2 separate regions of the Homo sapiens genome follow, and region 2 is linked to region 1. A link is an interaction called in ENCODE POLR2A ChIA-PET data of the cell type or tissue named here. Cell type or tissue: CD4-positive, alpha-beta T cell. All regions are shown on one strand. Links, peaks and the distances in the headings refer to the core of each region. The heading gives the core; the rest is flanking DNA. Region 1 overlaps RAB17 (RAB17, member RAS oncogene family). Region 2 has its middle 27 kb from the start of COL6A3.

Region 1 (5,370 bases), core at 58-5,057:
GAGTAAGGTTCTGTGGAGACACAACTCTACCTCTTCAGGTACTTACCCTCTGTAAATGATATTCTTGCTGTTCCTCCTCCTCTATTCACTCTAAAATGGCAGCAGGGTTGAGTGGTTGCAGCAGTGACCCCATGGCCAGTAAAACCTAAAGTATCTGCTACAGGGCCTTTTACAGAAGGACTCCATGACGCCACCCTAGCAGAGCCTGCAGGAGCCAGCGCCCAAAGGCACTCACTAGGTGAGCGCAAGCAGGGCTGAGAGATTCCGAGATGCCCGGTTGGAGCGTAGGAGGGTGCTTTGGATTCATTGAGACGTGCTTGGACGTGCTCAGCCCACAGAGAGCTGTACCCACAGAGCACCCACCTTTCTTGGGTGGGGGTGGGGGGGTGATGTGTGGGGTCTGTGAAGCTTCAGGGTGGTGCCGGGCATTCTGTATTTTACAGGTGAGGGGGATGGAGGCCCCGACAATGAGGCGCGAGGCCCTAGTTCCTTTCATTCCAGCAAGCCAGGGTCCGAGCATCCCCCTCACACCTGCCCTGCCTGTACCAATTGCCTGCCCTCTCTTCAGGGGGCCTACCAGGGTCGGGGGGTGAACAAAGCTGGGCTTGCTGGGGAGTCCTAGGCCAGGTTGGGGGTCTTTGCTTGGGGGGCAGGCCTGTATGTCTCACTCTACTCCTGGTCCTCTGTCTGGCCCCGCAGGGGCCATCCCCCTGCCGGCAGCTTTCAGATGAAAGCCAGGGCCTCCCTTCCTCCAAGCCCCTCTCTTCCAGGCCTGGGTTTATCTCCTCTCTCTGAGGGGAAGGACCGTTCTACAGGCTGGGCTCTGCCTTTCACCCAGAACTGGTGGGTGGAGTCTTTGTTCCCACTCTGGGTCTCTGTGATGGGGCCGGGGTGGGAGGCTGTGGGCTGTGGCCCGTGGCACAACGGGGAGAGGAGAACAGCCAGATTAGGTTAGCCTGTGGCTCATGAGCTGCCTTCATCCCATCAGCCTCCAACCCTGGGGTCCGCACTTTTGTATTGAGCACCTCTGTGTGTGGGCAGCTGTGCCGGGTTGCGGGGTTAGAAATGTGGAAGCTCCTTCCTTTGCTGTTGGCTGAGTCCCCTGTGGGAACCATGGTCTCCTCTGCTTCCATCCAAGTGTCTGCGTCACACCTTGGGATAATATTACAGCTTTTAGAGGTAGATATTACTGTAACTATGGATAGATGTCATGCAATTTATTATTATCATTATGTTAATTTTTTTGAGACAGAGTCTTGCTCTGTCACCCAGGCTGGAGTGCAGTGTCTCACTGGAACCTCTGCCTCCTGGGCTCAAGCCATCCTCCCACCTTAGCCTCCAGAGTAGCTGCTATCACAGGTGCGCACCACCATAGCCAGCTAATTTTTATATTTTTTGTAGAGATAGGGTTTTGCCATGGTGTGCACCACTGCACCCGGCCTATGTTAATTATTTTATTATTATTTTTTTTGAGACGGAGTCTCGCTCTGTTGCCCAGGCGGAGTGCAGTGGTGCAACCTTGGCTCATTGCATCCTCTGCCTCCTGGGTTCAAGTGATTCTCCTGCCTCAGCCTCCCGAGTGGCTGGGATTACAGGTGCATACCACCATGCTGATTTTTGTATTTTTAGTAGAGACGGAGTTTCACCATGTTGGCCAGGCTGGTTTTGAACTCCTGACCTCAAGGAATCCACCACCCTTGGCCTCCCAAAGTGTATGTTAATTATTAATCCTCATTATAATAATTACATGATCACATATTATAAATGTGGATATTGCCACTTTTAGGATGAGGAGATGGGATGTGCTCACTCCTTTAACTTACGTGCTTTGGGGGAAGAGTGATCTGTGTTGCACAAAAACCCTTTGAGAGCAGACACTCCTGCTTCTTTTGTCACGTGTGGCTTCAGCTTTTATCAAGAACACTGGGCTCCTGTCCAGGGGAGAGGGTAGGCCAGGAGCAGAGCCTCAGAGGAGAATGGGAGTGCTGTCCTCACAGGCGGCCTGGAAATGCAGGAGGCAGCACGCCCAGTGCTTGGCTGCAGGATCCCCGAGGGAGGGACAGGATGGATGGCCACAGGCATGCCACTCCTTCCCTCCGTCTGGATTTTTTCCCTGTGAAACGGGAGTGTAAACACCTTCCTGGAGTGGCCTCTCCATGAAAGGTTGCTGTCACCCTGGGTGGCTTAAGGTCACCAAGGCCGGCCCTGTCCGAGGGGTCAGCCTTCAGGAGGATTGACTCAGGTCCCTGGGGCCCTCCCGAGGGTCTGGTTCAGTCGACAGGTGTGTGGGGTGGGGCCCACAGCAGGACATGACACAGGTGGTGGGCTCAGCTCCTGGCAAGACACCGTCCATCCAGAGGAAGCAGGAAGCAGAGCCAGAAAGGGACATGGACTCGAGCCCTGAAGCTGGAAAGCCAACGTGCTGGCTGGAGCCAGAAGAGCAGGCAGGAGCAGAGGCAGAACGGACGGGAGTCCGAGGGACGGGAGTCCAAGTGAGCGCAGCCTCCCGCCCACCCCCGCCAGGGCCTGCTGCGGAGGTGGCAGCTTTAGGAGCCCCTGCTGTGTCAGGGACGGGGGCTGGACCTCCCCATGGACTGCCCCCACTGTCCTAACAGGCCACAGCAGGGGAGATTCTGTGCGCTGCTGACTTTCTGCATGACATCTTTTGGAAGGATGGTGACATCTAGTGCTTGTGTGCACATTTGCCAGCTGAAGCCACAACTAACCCCAGACTTGTTGGGCTTTTTCCAGGAAGGGGACGGTGACAAACAGGTACTGAGCACATTCAACTTGGCACCAGCTGACTTCCCTTCTAAATCGAGAACGTGGCTGACGTCCTAGAGCCCCCAGAAAATAAGTTTCCATTTCATGTTCCTTTCAATTTGTCATCAGCTCACTATTTTTACAAAACAGCCAAGTGCTACAGAGAGGGCTTCAATGAGCAGAATTGGCTGTTTATTTAAATTAAAAGGTAAAAAAAGCAAAACCACTTAAATGATATTAACATTTAGTAGAGAGGCTGGGCGCAGTGGCTCATGCCTATAATCTCAGCAATTTGGGAGGCCGAGGCGGGCAGATTGCCCGAGCTCAGGAGTTGGATACCAGCCTGGGCAACATGGTGAAACCGTGTCTCTACTAAAAAAATAAAATTAAATTAAAAAAATAAAATTTAGTAGAGGAACTTTTTTTTTTTTTTTTAAGATGGCGTCTCATTCTGTTGCCCAGGCTGGAGTGTGGTGGTATGATCACAGCTCACTGTAGCCTCAACCTCCTGGGCTCAAGCAAGCCTCCACCTCCACCTCTTCAGTAGCTGGGACCACAGGTGTGCGCCACCACACCCAGCTAATTTTTGTGTTTTTTGTAGAGACAAGGTTTCACTGATCTTAAGCTCCTGAGCTAGATTGATCTTCCCTCCTTGGCCTCCCAAAATGCTGGGGTTACAGGCATGAGCCACTGTACCCAGCCAAAACTTTATTTTTTAATTACATTTTGGCCTTAGCCATGGAGATATAGAAATGTGGTTAGTGGGTTTCTGAAAAAGGTTATGATAATAAATGCATGCTGTCTTCCGGGTCAGAGCCACGGAGTGCACGAGACTAGGTTGCCTCAAATACCTGTCCAGGGGCCCACCTGAGGGCCTTACATCTCTGCAGGGAAGGGAAGGGTCTATGTTCTGTAAATAGCCAAACATTGACTATTATTATGCATTATCATTGCTTGGACTAAAACCCATGCCCTCCTTGGAAATTTGCTGGAATTTTACATTAGTGTAAATTCAACCACCAGCCATCATTTTCCCTCCCCTCCTCCCCCCCCTTCTTTTTTTGAGGCAGAGTCTCACTCTGTCTCCTGCTGCCCAGGCTGGAGTGCAGTGGCACAATCTTGGCTCGCTGCAACCTCCACCTCCTGGGTTCAAGCGATTCTCCTGCTTCGGCCTCCCGAGTAGCTGGGACTACAGGGGCATGCCAGCACACCTGGCTAATTTTTGTATTTTTAGTAGAAACAGGGTTTCACCATGTTGGTCAGGCTGGTCTTGAACTCGACCTCAAGTGATCTACCCACCTCGGCCTCCCAAAGTGCTGGGATTACAGGCATGAGCCACTGTGCCCAGCCTCCAGCCATCATTTTCAACATGGAAAAGGAAAATATGAGAGGCTAAGATTGGTAAATGGAGGAAGAAAACCTGAATTTTATGCTCACGTTTCACCCTGCGCCAGCTTTTAAGATAAAACCAAATTCAAACTGAGAAATGTGATTTGAAGTGATGGGAAACAGAAAGATGTGGATAAAAGGCCCACGTTTTAAGACAACAAGTCCACAAAGAGCAAAGAGGACAGAAAGAAGAAGCAAAATTCATATGCCCTTTCTCTCCTTGCTCAGGCGATTTAACAGCCACCCTGGGTGAAGGGCACCATTAGCTCCTGCTATGGATGAGGAAGCTGAGACTTAGAAAGTTTAAGCAAGCTGCCATCAGATCAGCTGATGGGTGTACATTTATATTCTGGGCACGGTCTTCATTCTGGCACCATTGTCAATCCAGTGGAGCATCTGGTGTGTTCAGAGGTTTATAGCCGGTTCAGTCCCGACAGTTGCCCCATCTAAGCTGGAAATCACTGGTCCTACTGTCTGGATGGAGACTGCAGCTTTGTTTGACCTGGGGAGTTGGTCTGACTTCAAGTTCCTGGACCTGCAGGGAACTGCAGGACATGCGGGCAGAAGAGCCCAGGCAGTGGTTTCCGTTTAGGAAGAGGTTGTCTCATGATAGAGAAGCACGGTCTTGCTGCACCATGCTGGAAAGCTCTGTCCAGCCTCCTGTTCTCTGTCCAGCCTCCTGTTCTCTGTCTAGTGGGTGCAATTGAGTTTCTCCCACCCGTAAAGAGGCGATTAAGTCCTAACCCCCGGAACCTGTGAGTGCGACCTTATTTGGAGAGAGGGTCTTTGCAGATGTAATTAATTAAGGCCAACAAGATGGAACTTAGGATAGCCCTTAAGTCCAGTGACTGACATCCTTATAAGAAGGGGAGAGGACACAGCCACAGAGGGGCAGCCACGTGAAGACAGAGCCAGAGATGGGGGTGATGCAGCCACCAGGAACACCAGGGTTGCCGGCAGCCCCTGAAGCTGGAGGAGGCCTGGAATGGATTCTCCTTCAGTCTCCGGAAGGAACCAACCCAGCCAACGCATCAGTTTTGGACCTCTGGCCTCCAGAACTGCAGGAAGAAATTTGCTAATTTGAGCCACTCGGCTCATGGGACTTTGTTTTGGCAGCCGCAGGACACTCATGCACTGTCCTTGGAGTGTAAGTTTTTATTTTAAACATGTGGCTCCATTTGCCAGAATCTCCCCAACAGACCCCAAACCCAATCCAGG
Region 2 (5,370 bases), core at 125-5,124, 140 kb after region 1:
CTGAGACAGAAGGATTGCCTGAGCCCAGTAGTTTGAAGCTGCAGTGAGCTATGATAATGCCTCTGTACTCAGCCTGGATGGCAGAGCAAGTTCCTGTCTCAAAACAAAAACAAAATAAAAACAAAAAAAAAACCCAACTCCCAACTCCCCATCTCCCCCCCCAAAAAAAAACAAACATAAAAAACACAACAAGCAATTTCAACAAATGTTGGGAAAGTGGAGAGCAGAAGAGGGTGTTTGGTGGAGGTGTCTCATATGAACACTTGCAGGGGGCAGAGCCCTGCAGAGCCCAGAGACGCCCAGAATTCTGAGTGCCAGGTGTGGAGAAAGCTGTGGGCCTGAAACAGGGGCACCACCCCATTCTCCTCTCCCTGGGGTACCTGGCATTTACCTATTCCTTCTCCCCAACCCCTGACTATCCCACCTTCCCCTGCAAATTCAACGAACCAACCAATCAACCAATTAACCAACAACCAGTTCAACCAACCAGTCCAACCAACCAACTAACTAAGCATTCTGCTCTAAGGAAATTTAATGGGTTATTTTGGGAGGTCTAGAAGTTATTTTGGAAGGCACCGGTATTCCGGAGCCAAGCCCTGTGCAGTTTGACATTTACTGACCCCTCCCCTGGACCCTGGTCCTGGGATCCTGAGCTGTTGTTTGCACAAGTGCCATCACCTGAAGTGAGATCTACCAGCTATTGGCCCCTCTCCCAGGCAGCTTCTATTACCTGCTCAAATAAATGAGCAGACAGCCAGGGACTGCCAGACACTTAAACTGGCAATGTGGAGGAGAACAGAGGAAAACACTCAGAAAGAAATGCAGAGGAAACGAGCATAAAGGCTGATGTGCCAGCCATGGAGGTGGGCCACTCCGATCTCCTTCCAAGGGAGCCTGCAGCTCACAGGCAGCTCTGACTGGGTGCCTTCAGGTTCCGCCCTGCTTCTGAGCCAAGACCACATGCTCTGCCAGCAGCCCCCAGCCAAAGATGGAGAACAGCGGTGGTACAAGGGCCACCCATCCCCGGCTCTGTGTTGTTTCTCTGAGGATATCATTGCACCAGAGCTCCCTGATGGGCTGGCAGAGGCTCTTCCCACCATCACAGTCCTTCCTCCCTCTCCCTACAGAGGTGTTACACCTACATCAATATCTAAAGATGTTATTTTTGCTTTTGTTTGCAGAGGACCTAAGAATTGGGTTTAGGAGCTGGATTTCCCACTGCCTGGTTGGCAAGGGAGACTTTATCCTAAGTGGTATGGGGCTAGGGATAGTCCCCAGCACAAGATAGTGGCCCAGCAGTAACAATTTTAATGGCGGTGACTTGCACAAATGTCCCACTCAAGAGGGAAAGCCCTGACGAGTGTGATGATTCGATCTTTTGAAACATACAGAGGCAACAGTGCACATGAGGAGAGTGAAAATGGCTGGCTATTACTGCATTGCATTTAATTCTGCATTCACTTCCCAGATATGTAACTGGGGTCAATATATTTGGCAGTGGGTTCAGCACCCATGCTGAATCTTGGAGTATGGAGTAAGAACAATTGTGATGAGGAAGACCAAGTAGAGTGCTCTGAAGTTCTACTCCCCACCCACCATGACAGTGAATCACAAATCCATACTCTGGAAGGGAGGAGGATGGATCAGGCTCAGCCTTGGGGATTTTAAGAGTGTAGGATTGGTGGTCAGACCCACCACATCATATAGCTGGGTGTGCCTGGGGAAGTCCATTTTCACATGGAAATGGCACAGCTGGCATGGAGCCTGAACAGGACCAGAGGACATAAGTGAGCTATACAAGCAGTGGTCCCAGATGACCACGTCCTCTGCCACGATGGGCCAGTGCCCTCCCCCAGCTAGCATCAACAGCCCTGTGGGTGGGTCTGATAGGCTCTGCCAGAGGAGAAACAAAAAGCTGAAGCCTGGTTTACAGATGGTTCAGCTCAGAATCTGGAGGCAGGCTGGAAAGCCTCCTTCTCCCTTTGATCTTAATCATCACAGGCTTTTCTGCCAACACATCTCATTCTCTCTGACTCTGTCTTCTTGTCTGCCTTGCAGATGACCCAATTCCCCCTCCCTCCTCCCACACATACACACAACCAGCAAGAACAACAATAAAAAAGAAATCAAACAAACCCTTAAACCCCATCTAAATGAGCAACTTAGATGAATTTTGTAAAAAGATAATTTACGAAGCGTGAATAGAGGGCTGTGAGAATAGGTCACCATGAGAAGGTGCAGCAAAATTAAAGTGTGGGAAAAATATCAGTACAAGTGTTGGAAGAGAAGTAGGAGAAATCTCCCAGAAAATAGTACAAAAAGACCAAGAAATAAAGAATATGGGAGAAAAGCCACAAAGGCTCAAGTCAAAAGCTCTGATGTTTGACTATCCGCAGTTTCAGAGACTACAATGTGGGGACAGCCTTTCTCTCTCCCTGATGTGGCACTCACACTTCCCTGCTCCTCTCCCAGATCTCTCTCCAGGAAGGGCCCTGTGACCCTTCTGATGGGTAAACGTTGGAAGGTTACTGGGCAGGGGCAGCTCTGTCTTTCTTCCTCTTCAGAGGGAACTGCCTCCTGCTAGGAGCATTTTCTACTCTGTCCCCCTGTCAGGAGGTCTGCTGTGACCCCAGTGCCACTGAAACTGGGTGGATGAGTCAACCCAGTTCTGGAGCTGTGTGATTTCTGAATCTGTCTTATTTCTAGAACTATAACATTTCTGGAGCTGTGCAATTTCTGGAGCTGTCTTATTTCTGGAGTTGTGTCATTTCCGGAGCTGTCTCATTTCTGGAGTTGTGTCATTTCTGGAGCTGTCTTGTTTCTGGAGCTGTCCTGTTTCTGAAGCTGTCCTGTTTCTGAAGCTGTCTCATTTGGTTTTCACCATGAGGCACATCCTCCAACTTGGCCTCCCCCAGTAATATAGGTGATGTTTTCTATCTCCCATCTGGCACTTCCTTGTTTTTCAATTTGTTTTAAATTTGTCTTCCCATGCCTCAAAAAGACAACAAGCAAGACCAGGCAGCATGGAGGGGAAGACATTTTCAATGACAGAAAGAGAGTGTGACAAAGATCACTCATGAAGAATTAAATACTAGGCTTCTCAGAATCCTCACCAGCAGCACTGGATGCTAGAAGCCAACGGAGCGAGTTCTAAAGGAAAAGGACTTTAGTTTATGACACCTTAAACTCAGTATTCAACATCCTTAAACTATTGCTCAAGTGTGAGGGAATAACAAAGATTTTTTCACGCGTGGACTAACTAAGCAAGTTTACCTCTCATGCATCTTTCCATGGGAGGTGAATGGAGGACATTCTCCCAAAAGAGAAGAAATTAAATCAAGAAAGAGCCAGACCTGACTTCTAGCAGTTGGTGCATTTGATTGTAAGAGCACCATACTCTCTGCAAGGATGGTGGCAGTGGGGCACAGGCTGGAGGGAAAGGCTGAGAGGAAGTCTCTGGGAAAGGAGGAAAGAGTAAAAGAGATAAAGCAATTGAGATCCTGGAGGGTCTTGCAAAGATATAAGGCAATTAGCAGAGTGCAAAAAGGACTCATGTCCAGAGACAATTCCTTTTTAGTTGCATTGTTGGCCTTCCAGAGAAGGAAATGCAACACCAGCACCCTACTCAGCTGTGCAGTGACACACATTTACATTGTGTGTGTGTGATATCTGTGTGTAGCAGTGATAGGTTTTTAACTTTCAGATTCAATTTTTGGATAATTTACTCCATATGGAAACAGCATTGAATGTTAATATTCCCAAATTTTTAAAAATAATAAAATAAGAGCAATGATTCCACAGAGTGGGGTGGTGGAAGGTGCTGAGGAGGGGCAGAGGGAAGATGAGGGCATCATGTCCTATTATAACATGGGATTCAAGAGGCATAGCAAGAGTTAATGGTTGGTTGTTTTAGGCCCTTTCTTTTTCCTTATATTTTCTTTTCTTTTTCTTTCTTTTCTTTTTTCTTTTTTGTTTGAGACAGGCTTTTGCTCTATCATCCAAGCTGGAGTGCAGTGGTCCAATCAAGGCTTATTGCAGCCTCGACCTCCTGGGCTCAAGAGATCCTCCAACCTTGGCCTCCCAAAGTTCTGGAATTACAGGTGTGAGCCACCTTGCCTGGCCACCCTTTCAATCTATTAATGCAAGTCGTTCAATTCTGGGAAGTTTTCTTGTGTTATTTCTTTAATAATTTCTTCTCTCCATTTTGAGGCTTCTGGAATAGATTGATCCTTTAATGGTCTTATCTTTTCCCTTCCATTGTAAATTCCTTTTATTTTTGTTCAGCCTTCTTGGAGATTTTCTCAACATTATTGTCTATCCTTTTTGCTATTTTTTTTTTTTTTTTGGTATGGAGTCCTGCTCTGTTGCCCATGCTAGAGTGCAGTGGAGTGATCTGGGCTCACTGCAACCTCTGCCTCCCAGGTTCAAGCAATTCTCCCTGCTTCAGCCTCCTAAGTAGCTGGGATTACAGGCTCCCACCACCACGCCTGGCTAATTTTTGTATTTTTTAGTAGAGACAGGGTTTCACCATTTTGGCCAGGCTGGTCTTGAATTCCTGACCTCAGGTGATCTGCCCACCTTGGCTTCCCAAAGTGCTGGGGTTACAGGTGTGAGCCACCGTGCCCGGCCTATTTTTTTTGCTTTTGATCCTTGTGTTTTTAACTAAAGTGGCAGTTAAATATTCTGCCTTTAAAAAAATTTAAAATAACATCCTGCTCTTGTTTTAAGAATGCATTATTTTTTCTTTCTTTGAGGTTATAAAATATAGTGTTTTTTGAAGTTTTATTCTGCTCTCTTTATTGCTTACTTTAACTCCTCCCCCTCCCCATTTGTTGATTGTCCTTGGTCTTTGACTTCTATGGCAGGCACATATGTAAATTTGGGGCCTCAGGATGATGGTAGGAGGGTTTCTAAACATGAGTAACTTGGGCTTTACTGCAGGGTGAGCTGCAGGCCAACTGGCTTGTTCATTAGGAACCCCCAGTGGTCAATCTCTGTGGCTGTTTTCTCTGGAGCAGTTTGGTTTCTGTAGAAAAGGACTCTCTGATTGCCAGCTGGGTTGGGGCAAGGGCTACTGGTGATCTGGGTGAGACGGCAGGACTGGGAATTTCCATGCTCGGCATGCACAATTTCCTGGCCCGCTGGGTTTCAGTCCAGCCACTCTTTTCTCCCAATGTGCCTGCAGGTTTGGTTCCTTTGGTTCACTTTCCCCAGAGAATAAACTTCCTGTCTCAGCATCTTGGGGCCACCTGGATGTGGAACCCAGGCCAGAGGGCTCCTTGTACAGATGTTTACACCATGCGCTATTTCCAGCAACCCCTGCCCTCGCCTCCTGGGTGGAGGATCTACAGGCTATGTCACCTGCAGTTA

The links. Peaks named below come from ENCODE experiments on the same cell type or tissue, not always from the same donor. Only the 100,000 strongest peaks of a DNase experiment are listed, where the experiment ranks them.
Region 2: POLR2A ChIA-PET joins it to region 1 with 6 read pairs; 1 of 35 experiments calls an interaction of 5 or more read pairs at or near these places.

What each region holds. Positions count from the first base shown.
Region 1 is chr2:237,579,202-237,584,571 of GRCh38, reverse strand. All of the region lies in intron 2 of RAB17 (RAB17, member RAS oncogene family), which reads left to right. Among named protein-coding and RNA genes, the nearest start is that of RAB17, 8.8 kb to the left of the region's middle. RefSeq lists an enhancer at 2,371-3,005. In CD4-positive, alpha-beta T cell, for the core only: CTCF peaks have their summits at 2,528 and 2,729 (motif pointing left); a DNase peak (open chromatin) is centred at 2,701.
Region 2 is chr2:237,438,350-237,443,719 of GRCh38, reverse strand. No RefSeq gene overlaps it. Among named protein-coding and RNA genes, the nearest start is that of COL6A3, 27 kb to the right of the region's middle. In CD4-positive, alpha-beta T cell, for the core only: no CTCF peak of the experiment used is centred there; a DNase peak (open chromatin) is centred at 2,019; H3K27ac peaks cover 491 bases.